2 separate regions of the Homo sapiens genome follow, and region 1 is linked to region 2. Evidence: chromatin contacts called from ENCODE Hi-C or POLR2A ChIA-PET data. All regions are on one chromosome and are shown on one strand. Each heading gives the region's core, a stretch centred on a gene start or an enhancer-like site at or near the end of the contact. The rest is flanking DNA. Distances are from core to core; before and after follow the strand shown.

Region 1 (5,191 bases), core at 653-3,152, 700 kb before region 2:
ATCAAGAAAATAGGAATGGTTTGTTATTGCCTACCAGTGTAATAGCACCAGACATACAAGACCCATATTCGTTGAATGAATGCTCCTAAGGAAAAAAATGCAACGTAGAAACTATACATGTTATTGGATCCTAAATATAATTTGGACATAGATACACATGACGCGCACATGAAGGCAGAAACAAATATGCCAAAATATTAAAAATAGCTGTCTTTTGATTCTGTTCGTATCGCACAATAAGCATGTATTTCTTAGCGGGTTTTTTTTTTGTTTGTTTGTTTTGTTTTGACAGGGTCTCACTCTGTCATCTAGGCTGGAGTGCAGTGGCATGATCACAGCTCACTGCAGCCTTCACCTCCTGGGCTCAAGTGAATCTCCTACCTCGGCCCCCAGAGTAGCTGGGACCACGGGCATAAACCACCATGCCCAGCTAATTTTTGTATTTTTTTGTAGAGACAAGGTTTTGCCATGTTGCCCAGGTTGATCTTGAACTCCTGGGCACAGGCAATCACCCCGCCTGGGCCTCCCAAAGCGCTGGGATCACAGGCGTGAGCCACTGCGCCTGGCCTAGCATGCATTTTTAAAAGTATTGATTCCATTCAATGAAATACAAAATAAATTTAGTGGGATAGGCCTTAAGCTTTAGCTTATGAGCTGCAGGGGAAAACAAGATTAACATTATCTGCCTTCCTTTGTTAGGATACTAATTTCTCACTAGGTTTGGCTACCATTGTTTTTTAGGTTGTTTCACATCTCTCAAATATGACTCAAAGTAATGAAAAGAAGGAAAACAATGTCAAAAAGCCATTAGGCAATGGAATCAGATACTATCTATATTGGTTGGGAACAGGAAGAAGACTCGATGGCCCACCCACCCCCCAAAAAAGCAGCCATTTACAAACTAATAGGAGCTCAGGTAACACGGAGACTGTTCACAGAAGGCACAAAAAGCATGGCGCGCCCTTACCACCTCTCTAACCCCAGGCACCGAGAGCCTGCTCTCACTCAACATGCCCTCCCTAGCCCCAGAGTCCGCGCTCACTCCATTCAAAGCAAACAGTTGAGCTGTCTTGCCCACAGTGAACTCTGCACACAGGCCACTTACGCACAGCACGCTCCCAGCAACACCTGGCCAGGCCCCTGCTCGCCCAGCCCAGCACATGGGGCACAGCAGACGCACTGCAACCCTTACCGCGGGTACTGTCCAAGCCCTAATGAACACCCCACTCACCAAGGCACCAAGGGAACACAGGGCAAACTCTCACCACGGACACAGCACGGGCCCTAGCAACACTCCCACGCACCTGTGCACTCCAGAACAAGCCCTCACCTAGGGCGCCCAGTCCGCGCTCCCCTGGCCGACTGGCTCAATCCCGAAAACACGATTCACGCTTTTTTTAGGGACGCAGCCAGATCCTGCGTAAATGCTGGCCGCGCACACGACGCCACCAAACAAGCTTCACCTCGGGCTCTGCGTGGTCCCCGCATTCCCCGCCACATACCCCCGGGATCTGAGCACTGCACCCCTCAGAGAACCCTGTCCCCAAACAGGCACGGCCTGCTGTGAGCCCCGCCCCGCGACTCTTGCCCGACTGAGGAGAGCTCTAGTCTCGCCGCGGACGCGCGAACCCGCCCCGGGGTCCTACCGGAGAAGGAGTACAGCAGCAACACCATGGCCGCCAGAAGCAACCCAGGAAAGCGCCAGGAAGGAAAGGGACACTCGCGGCGGCCGGGAGGCTCCATGCGCGGCGCGGAAGACGCTGTTATTTCTCCGGAGGAAAGCAGAGAAACCGAGAGCCAGCCGAGCAGGGAAGTCCCTTCTGGGTCCAGATATGGGACGCAACAATCCCCAACTCACAAAGCATCCAGTGCTGCAGGACAGGTGGGCGTGGCCCGAGCCGCGCCCGGGGCGGAAGTGCGTCGAGTCACCAGGGCGGCTGGGGCCAATCGGCGGGCCGCGGGGCGGAGCCTCGGCGTTCATGGGCAGCCCTTGGCCTTCGAGAGGTCAGGGGGAGGCCCTGGCGGAACCTAACAGAACAGGTTCCCCGAGGCCGCCTTTTTTCTTGCTAAGCCCTTGGCCTACCATCCCGGAAGCCTGAGGCGTCCTGCGGGAAAGGACTGGCTCGCCGTCATATTTGTGACCCAGGCAGGGTGGAGAGAAAACTAAGCTGCTTTGGTAATAGTTTCCGGGAATTCGGGAGTCAAGAATAAAGCACTTCGACCTAAAAATAGAGATCCAGAGTCTAGACAGGGGGTCACCGTGGGCTAGCACCCCTCAGGGTTAGTTTTATCCTGGGGCACTGCAGGCTGTCAGGACTGCCTGGGCCCTTACTTGGTATTTGGCATTAGTCAGGCATTATTGGGAACAATATTTGAGTTTTTCTTGCTTGAATGCCTGCTACTGGATCGTCTCGGGGCCGTCTTGTTTTCACAATCTCAAAGGTTTGGCTTCTGCACTCCCAGCCCCTAAGGTAATTTGCCCTTTGCTCCCCTCCCTGGAGGGGACCCTTCCGAATCTAATTTATTAAGCAACACCAGGCAATTAGAATATTGAGACTCTATGGGGCCCTTGCCCTTGAGCAACTAAATTTTTTATTGAAGACGAAATATACATGCATGAACAATGTAAGGACAAGGGTGTCCTAAGTGCCAAATTCCTGGAAGCAATAAATGCAGAAGGATTCGGATGGGTAGAAATTGTTAGGTGAAGAGTGGATAAGGGGGAGAACTTTTCTGGTGAAACAATCTGAGGAACAATACTGGAAAATTAAGAATGAGCAGGATTGATTTGTAGGATTGTGAGTAAACCGGAATGACCGGTAAAAGGAAAAGGACATGACTGACATTAAAAGAGCAAACAAAGAGTTGACATTTCTTCCCCTCAGATTGGCAAAGAATTAAAACGTCAGCCAATGTGAGTGAACGTGTTGCAGGGGGACCAGCACTCTGTAACATAACTTTTCAGTATGTTAAAAGTCTTAAAGTGGACATGACTTGTGTTAGGCTCTCAGTTCCCAGAGAAATCATCAGAGCTGTGATCAAAGCTCTGATGTGATCAAAACTCTGATGTGATTAATTTTTGAAAAAATGTAAACCCTAAGTGTCTAGCAAAAGTAATAAAGAATTTCTGGCAGTTACCTTTGTGTGATGGAATTCTATGCAGCAAATATTGCAAAAGAATACCAAATATGAGAAACTATGATATCATTGTAAGTGGAAAAAGCAGAGTCCAAACTGGCATGTGCCTTTTGGCAGTCCTTTTATTAAAACAAAAGTACCATATTGATATGTATAAAAAGAAACTAGGAATACAGCAAAATTAACAATGGTTGATAAGATTACAGATATTTCACTTTCCTTATGCTTTTCAGTTTTCTATGTTGACCTTATGTTACATTTAGAATAAAGTAAAGAAAATGTATTTAAAAAATCAAACCTATATATCAAGGGCTGTTTTGTTCATAGAATTATGGGAGCAGAACTTGTATTACACAGGGTTAACCTATGAGAGGACGGTGAGGAACTGGATGCTCAGTGTATAAACCTAAAATGGGTCTTATAGAATTATAGAGTTTAAGTGTATTTAACACAGTTTTATAACCGAGATGTACTGAACAATTTCTGGGTTCACCAAACCATGGAATTTCCTCTTCCTGTCCGACCAACAAAAATTTTTAAATTCTTGGCAGAGATTATAAGACATTAAGTGTGGAGGTGGTATATCAGATAAACATCTTAGTATCTTGGATTATAAAATTCAACACTCCATGACAGCAATTAAAGCGGGTATAATTAAAGAGATGGTAAATAGGAAACTCAATGCGGGAAAATTATTATTTCTGTTAATATATGGTGTCAAAGAGTGATATAACAGATATGTTCTGTGGCTCAAAGCCAGCCTTCATTTGTGAAAGTGGATAGTCTATTTACTGTTCTCAGCAACAATAAATATTAAAAATTCTCCATCCATTTTCAGGCTTGGAAGAAAAATGTCTTTTTTTCTCATGAGAAATTTTATTATAAACTATAGAAGAAAAAATAGTGCTAATGTTTGATTGCCTAGTTTCGGGTGTCAAATTAGATTCAAAGATTGGTATTTTGTTGAAATTTTCTTTCAATCAGTAAAATTTCTATCCCTGAGTTAAGCCATTCTTAACATACTCGAAGACTTTCACATTAAATATTTAAAACTTATTTTTATTTGATTCAACTGAGGCTTTATTTGAATGGCTGAGCCTTGTTCTCTACTTTTTGGATAAGTTTCGTGAGTCAGGGATAGCATTTTCTCATATCTACAGTGCCAAAATCTATAGTAGGTGTACAATGAATAACTGGTAAATATTGGATGAAATAAATGGTTCTTGTGGTCAAGTGCATTTAACATGTCTCTGCCAGTTCTCCCCCAGCATGAATTTACCAAATGCCCACAAAGTTCTGAGAGATTTTGATTTAAATAATTTTAACCCTAGGAAACAAATCAAGATTGGTCTGTAAAAGGGATGAGCTACAACTGTCTGCACAGCAAACTTTCCTAAATCAGGTGTTGCAAGCTTACTTGTGAAGTGGAGCTGTGGTCTATCCCTTAGCCTTGAGATCATTTTAGTGACTGAGTTCAAAGGGAGGGTGTCGACAGTGAACTTCCTGAGGCCTTAACAGGGGTAGAACTTGAAGCCAAAGCTTTGAATGAAGGGGATTTAGGAGATTAAACACTAATGTTTCCTCCAACTCCCCCTAAAGATTTTGCCAAACTGCCAAAGAGAAGAAAAGGAGAGAATGAGGATATGTGTGTTTGTAGACCAGGTTTAGAACTATGGAATCTCCTTTTAGGGGCTTATGAAGGGCAGTGTGGGTGGAGGCTGGTGTGCAGGGATGTCATTAAACTGTGGCCAACTCTTTTAAAGTTTGATGTTAGATGGTTCTTTGCCTCCTAAATTAGTATACTGTATTTGCATTATGCTTTTCAGGAGCAGGTGTAGTAGCATGAATGGGCCTCTATTTGCATCTACTAAGCACCTGCCAGCCAACTGACCTTTACGGTTAGCTGTGTCTGATCCTCTTTCCTGTTACTATCAAGAGCATTTTTGTGGCATTACATATCAACACAGGGATTATGAGAACAATCAGGTACAGAAAGAAGTGCATTTCTCAGAAGGAATGGGTAGTATTTTGTTTCCTCTTGGCTTTTGAAGGC
Region 2 (5,547 bases), core at 2,461-4,960:
TCCATGTCAAATAATTATTTATCACTCCCACCAAGCAGCAGAGTCCAGGATTATAACTATATTCCCAAGATAAAATGCTGAGAGAGAGCAGTCCCTCCTCTCTGCCAGAACTCACAACATTTCTTCTCTGACATTCGAAGATTTGGGGTTTTGGTTTCATAGCTGTTGTTGTTCTGTTCTGAGGAAGATGCCCCAGACATGGCAGCTCTTCAGATGTCTGAAACAGAGAAGTAGAATGTAAAAAAGGGAAGGGGAAGAAAGAAGACATAACTTAAAAAAAGTCAGTGCATTGGATCCGTGTGGTATAAGTAAAAACACCCTGGGCCAAGAGGCAGGTTCAGTCCTGTTTCTCCCAGTTAGCAGCTACTTCTCTAGCCCTCTGTTTCCTCACCTATAAAAAGAGTTGCACTAGAACCTTACATTTATCTTCTGACTTACGAGTCTACATTTACAGACGTTATCTTCTTCAGTCCTAACAATAATCTTGTAATTAGGCAGATTTTGCCACCATTATTTCTTCTCATTTTACAGATTGAAAATTTGAGATTCATCGAATTAAGTGTCCTGCTCAAGGTTTCATGACCTCAGATTCTAGTTTTAAGAATCTGGGCAGAGTAGTGGCAGCAGTTGGGGTGGGGTGGGTTATGTATAGACGAAGTACATTACCAGGAAATTAACTCCAATCTAACGGTAGGACTCAGTTTTGCAAACAGTGAGGCCGGGCACGGTGGCTCACTCCTGGAATTCCAACACTTGGGGAGGCTGAGGCGGGCGGATCAAGAGGTCAAGAGATAGAGACCATCCTGGCCAACATGGTGAAACCTCGTCTCTACTAAAAATACAAAAATTAGCCGGGCCTGGTGGTGCGCGCCTGTAGTCCCAGCTACTCGGGAGGCTGAGGCAGGAGAATCGCTTGAACCCGGGAGGCGGAGGTTGCAGTGAGCCAAGATCCCGCCACTGCACTCCAGCCTAGCGACAGAGCGAGACTCTGTCAAAAAAAAAAAAAAAAAAAATGAAAAATGAAAAAGAAAGAAAGAAAAGAAAAAAGTGAGGGACGTGGGAAAATCTCGAACATATTCCCTGAAGGAAAAACAGTAACTGGACCCCAAGACAGCCCTAGCACGTCGTCATTTCTCCTCTAGTGCATTCTCAAGCCCTGCTCCGCACCCTCTCCCTAGTTACCCCCGGGACTCAGTCTAAAGAACGCCGGAGCGCTGAGGTGGTAAATGACTTCCCCAAGGTCACCTCAGGAAGAGGGGTAAGCCCTGATTCAAACTGGAGTGGGAAAGTCCTGAGCTCATGCCCCCAATTCAGACAACAGGGGGCTGGTGAGGACGGAAGATCCTGCGCCTTCAAGAGCCTTACACGATTCCTTTACTGACCACACAAATCCTCCAACCCAAACACAGACTGTGGCTCCCGGTCCCAGAACGTCCGCGCTGCCTGCCATGCCTGGGGACCAGCACCTCTCCCCGCACTTCATCCGGGGGCACGCAGCCCCCACATCCCGCCCCGCTAGACCCTACCCGGGGCTGCGCAGCTGTGGCTCACCCTACGATCTCTCCTAAGATCCCTCCCTGCCTTGGCCCCGGCGCCTGCCCTGTAACGCGACCGAACCGAGCCGACAGCTTGTGGCCGGGACCGGCGCTACAGTCGCCGGCAAATCATGTGAGCCCGTCTGGCCCCGCCCCCTCGCGCGTAGGTCCTCACCTGGAGAGAATCATCCACCAATCGGGCGCCTGCAGGACCCAGGGGGCGGGGCAGGGTCGCAATCGCCTAACTGGCTCGGGAAGGCGGCTGGAAGTCGGAACCAGAGAGATCACAAGCTCCTGAGTTTCCCAGCGCCGAGGAGCCTGGTGGCACTGTTGCTTGGTAACTAATAGGGCTGGGGGCGGTGTTAATAAAAAGCTTGACTTTTTTCTGACTCTCGCGAGAGTAGACTATTCGGTAGGCGTCTTGAGAGCGGGTGTGCCGGGTGACGAGAAAATGCTGCAAAGATTAACGCTCTCATTCCTGAATCCCAGCAGAACCTCATTAGATCCATAAATGGGAACGTAAGCTTTAAAGATGTTTTTGCTAGAATAAACTACCACAACACTTGAGCTAATTATGCCTTAGGGTGTATACATACCCGGCTCCACAGGTCAGACGCTGTGACCTAAGAAAATCAACCACTCTCATCGTTGAACCAGAAGCTTCCCTGGACCCACCCATACACCCCATTGGAGTTTTTTTTGTTTTGGTTTGGTTTGGTTTTTGTTTTTTGAGATGGAGTTTTGCTCTTGTTGCCCAGGCTGGAGTGCAATGGCACGACCTTGGCACCGCAACTTTTGCCTCCCGTGTTCAAGCGATTCTCCTGCCTCCCAGTATCTAGAATTAAAGGCATGGACCACCACGCCCAGCTAATTTTGTATTTTTAGTAGAGACGGGGTTTCTCCATATTGATGAGGCTGGTCTCGAACTTCTGACCTCGGGTGATTCACCCGCCTCGGCCTCCCAAAGTGCTGGGATTACAGGTGTGAGCCACTGCGCCCGGCCACCCCGGTGGACTTCTAACCACTCCTACCTTCCCTCCTACCTACCCCCTAACCCAGGCTGTATCATCCGTTGCAGTCGTCTTGAAGAACCAAGGAGGAAAATTGCACCAGCAAAAAAAAATTGAGTCATGAAAGATGTGAAAAGATGGAAACATTACATATAATTTATTCAGAAGCAAAGTCTTTTACAGTGGAGGTGAGTTTGCACCAAGTGAACTACACTTTTCATAGTTGCCCCAGCGGGCCCGTTTGATGCTTGATAAACCCACTCTTGGCAAGTGGGACTTGCTGTCTGAATCCCGGCTGGATAAAGAACAATGAGTATGGATTTCTTGGAAAAGAGAGATATAAATTCAGGGATGTCTTTATTCCTCCTTCGCCTGGGAATTAAACTAATTCTTCCAAAAGTTCAAACAGTTATCTCCTCTTTAAGGCTTTTTACAACTCCCAGAGTGCTCTAGTTGCCCTCTCTATGTCTATACAACTCTGTCTTTATTCATTCAGCCAGTATTTGTTGAACACTTTTTATTTGCGAGGCACAGTCCTGGGTTCTAGGCATACACGTTTGAAAAGGTACAGATAATCTAGCATTATCACGTTGCTTTGAAATTCAGTGGCTGTGTGTCTCACACCCCACCCTGTCTCCCAACTGCAATGAATACTTGTTACAATGAAGGCAGGAATGAAGTCTTCATATTTGTATGCCCAGGAACTGAACTGGAATCTGATGACACGCGTTACACGACTCCTCCTTACACTGCCACCACCTGAATGAGGCAGCTGCCCTGGGCCCAGATGCTGACCTCATACTGTGCTTTCTGAAGTGGCAAATAGACGTTTTCAAGCACAGTCCCAGGGAGGCAGAAAGGCCAGTCTTTTGGCCCCTGGAACCCCAATGAGTCAATGTTTAATGCAGCCACGAGTCTAGTCACAAGTGTGATTGTTTTTGACTGGTCCTTTGACTCACTGACCATTCCTGGCATTCGTTTGCGTTGTGAACTATGATTCTGTTTCTCCTGGTGTAGTCTGGGTGTAGTGTGGAAGCCCCAATTTAATAATTTCCGACCTCACTAAGTGCAAGGTCACATTCCAATCTCCAGACCTTCATTCAGGAACTCCTTCCCCCGCCCTCTTTTCTTGAGCATATATGCTACCCACGCGGAGGGCACCTCACTCGCTCTATAGGTAGCAAGACCCGTTGTCCTTTAGGAATACGGAGGTTTACATCTTCGTTCTGAGGGTGGGGGAAAAATCAGTTGTCACTTTAAAAGAGTTCGCGCTTGCTAAGGTACTAAGGCAGAAGCCGCACCGAAGCGTCGCGATAACTGCAACCACCCGCAACTTCTCGCGATGTTTGGCCCCGCTAAAGGTCGCCATTTTGGAGTCCACCCGGCGCCTGGTTTCCCCGGCGGCGTCTCCCAACAGGCTGCCGGGACCAAAGCTGGCCCCGCGGGTGCCTGGCCTGTGGGCAGCCGGACCGACACGATGTGGCGGCTCCGCTGCAAGGCCAAGGACGGCACCCATGTTTTGCAGGGGCTGTCCAGCCGGACCCGGGTGCGGGAACTCCAGGGCCAAATTGCCGCCATCACCGGGATCGCCCCCGGCGGTCAGCGAATCCTCGTCGGATACCCTCCCGAGTGCCTGGATCTCAGCAATGGGGATACCATTCTGGAAGACTTGCCCATCCAATCTGGTAAGGAATCAGGGCTGGGGCCAGGGAAAGTCCCGGGAGGATGGAGAGGGGCGTGAGAGAGAACAAAACACCAGTCAAGGCAAGGTGGCTGTGAGTCGGCGGGGGGGCTTTGAGGCCAGGGGCGAGGATAGATCAAAGAACAGAGAATGCTGACGGGGGCCAGGGCAAGTGTCTAGCAACTCCTTGTCTTGACACAGGGTTGAAAGGGAACCCAAAGCCTTGAAGACCCCCTTCCCCATTCCGCTTTCTGGTCGGCTTTGAAACTATCCCATTTTGTTTTCCCTCGGCGTCCACAAAAATATAAAGTAGGGCCTATTTTCTCTGTCCTTATGTCTCTTTTTCCCTATATCACCGATGAGATCTCAAGGGTGCAGGATTTTTTTTTTCTTGATTCATTTTTGCAGTCCCCTTCGTAGATACTTCGTTTGACAGGCATACTCATTTTCGAGTTAGCTTTTAAAACACCCACTGAAAGCTCTTTCAATTTCTAACCAGCAGCAGTTATTTCTGTGCCATATCAAAACTTGAACATCAGTGTTTATAATTAAAAGCTTTCAGTTGCTGTATCAAGGATGTTGTAAACACTCTAGAGTAGATAAGTTTCCGGAGAAGGAGAACCCCCTAGCGGCCTACTCTGTAGTGAGCACCTTCTGTAAAATACTGTATAAGGAAAGGAAATTTTGTTTTTGAAATGTATCTTTTTAGGTAAGCTTGAAGTTGTTTACTCCAGACCCCTTCACTAAATTGGGATGCAACCTCAAGTGTTTTTTGTTCTTTTTTCATCTTTATGAAAATTCAGTGAACAAAGATTCTTACTGGTAACTTACTTGCAAAACTGTATTCTCCTTAGTAACCCCAGTTTATGCTTTAACTCCTTCAGTTTGTAATTTACAGACTTGGCTAGAGAACACTCGGTTTCTTCTGTAATTTCTTTGCAGATCGGGATTTGTTTTATTTTTAACAGGTGACATGCTGATCATTGAAGAAGACCAAACCAGGCCCAGAAGTTCACCTGCATTTACTAAACGTGGTGCTTCTAGTTACGTCAGGGAAACTTTGCCTGTGCTTACCAGAACCGTGGTCCCAGCAGACAACTCTTGCCTCTTTACTAGTGTGTACTATGTCGTCGAAGGAGGAGTCTTGAATCCAGCTTGTGCCCCTGAGATGAGACGCCTCATAGCACAAATTGTAGCAAGCGATCCAGACTTCTATAGTGAGGCAATACTGGGAAAAACAAATCAAGAGTACTGTGACTGGATCAAAAGGGATGACACTTGGGGAGGAGCAATAGAGATATCGATTTTGTCCAAGTTTTAC

The links. A loop is a pair of places that touch in the nucleus more often than their neighbours do. ChIA-PET counts read pairs that join two places held with the same protein, here RNA polymerase II (POLR2A). Pooled maps may share reads with other maps.
Region 1: a map of PC-9 shows a loop between it and region 2 (6-fold over the local background). The contact joins the promoter of CD46 here to the promoter of YOD1 in region 2. A Hi-C loop is called at or near these places in 5 of 168 maps with a recorded cell type or tissue (CD4-positive, alpha-beta T cell, PC-9, ascending aorta and 2 more), 9 of 37 single-sample maps with no recorded cell type and 21 of 50 pooled maps. POLR2A ChIA-PET finds 5 or more read pairs at or near these places in 1 of 52 experiments (MCF 10A).

Annotation. Positions count from the first base shown.
Region 1 is chr1:207,748,765-207,753,955 of GRCh38, reverse strand. It overlaps CD46 (CD46 molecule), which reads right to left and starts at 1,902. Exons shown (of 13, transcript NM_172351.3): 1 at 1,647-1,902. The coding sequence starts at 1,743. RefSeq lists silencers at 1,015-1,372, 1,952-2,061 and an enhancer at 1,642-1,851.
Region 2 is chr1:207,049,371-207,054,917 of GRCh38, reverse strand. YOD1 (YOD1 deubiquitinase) reads left to right here and starts at 3,710. Exons shown (of 2, transcript NM_018566.4): 1 at 3,710-4,230; 2 at 5,195-5,547. The coding sequence starts at 3,888. PFKFB2 (6-phosphofructo-2-kinase/fructose-2,6-biphosphatase 2) reads right to left here and starts at 1,643. Exons shown (of 15, transcript NM_006212.2): 1 at 1,552-1,643; 2 at 116-217. The coding sequence starts at 200. RefSeq lists enhancers at 1,713-2,352, 3,576-4,146.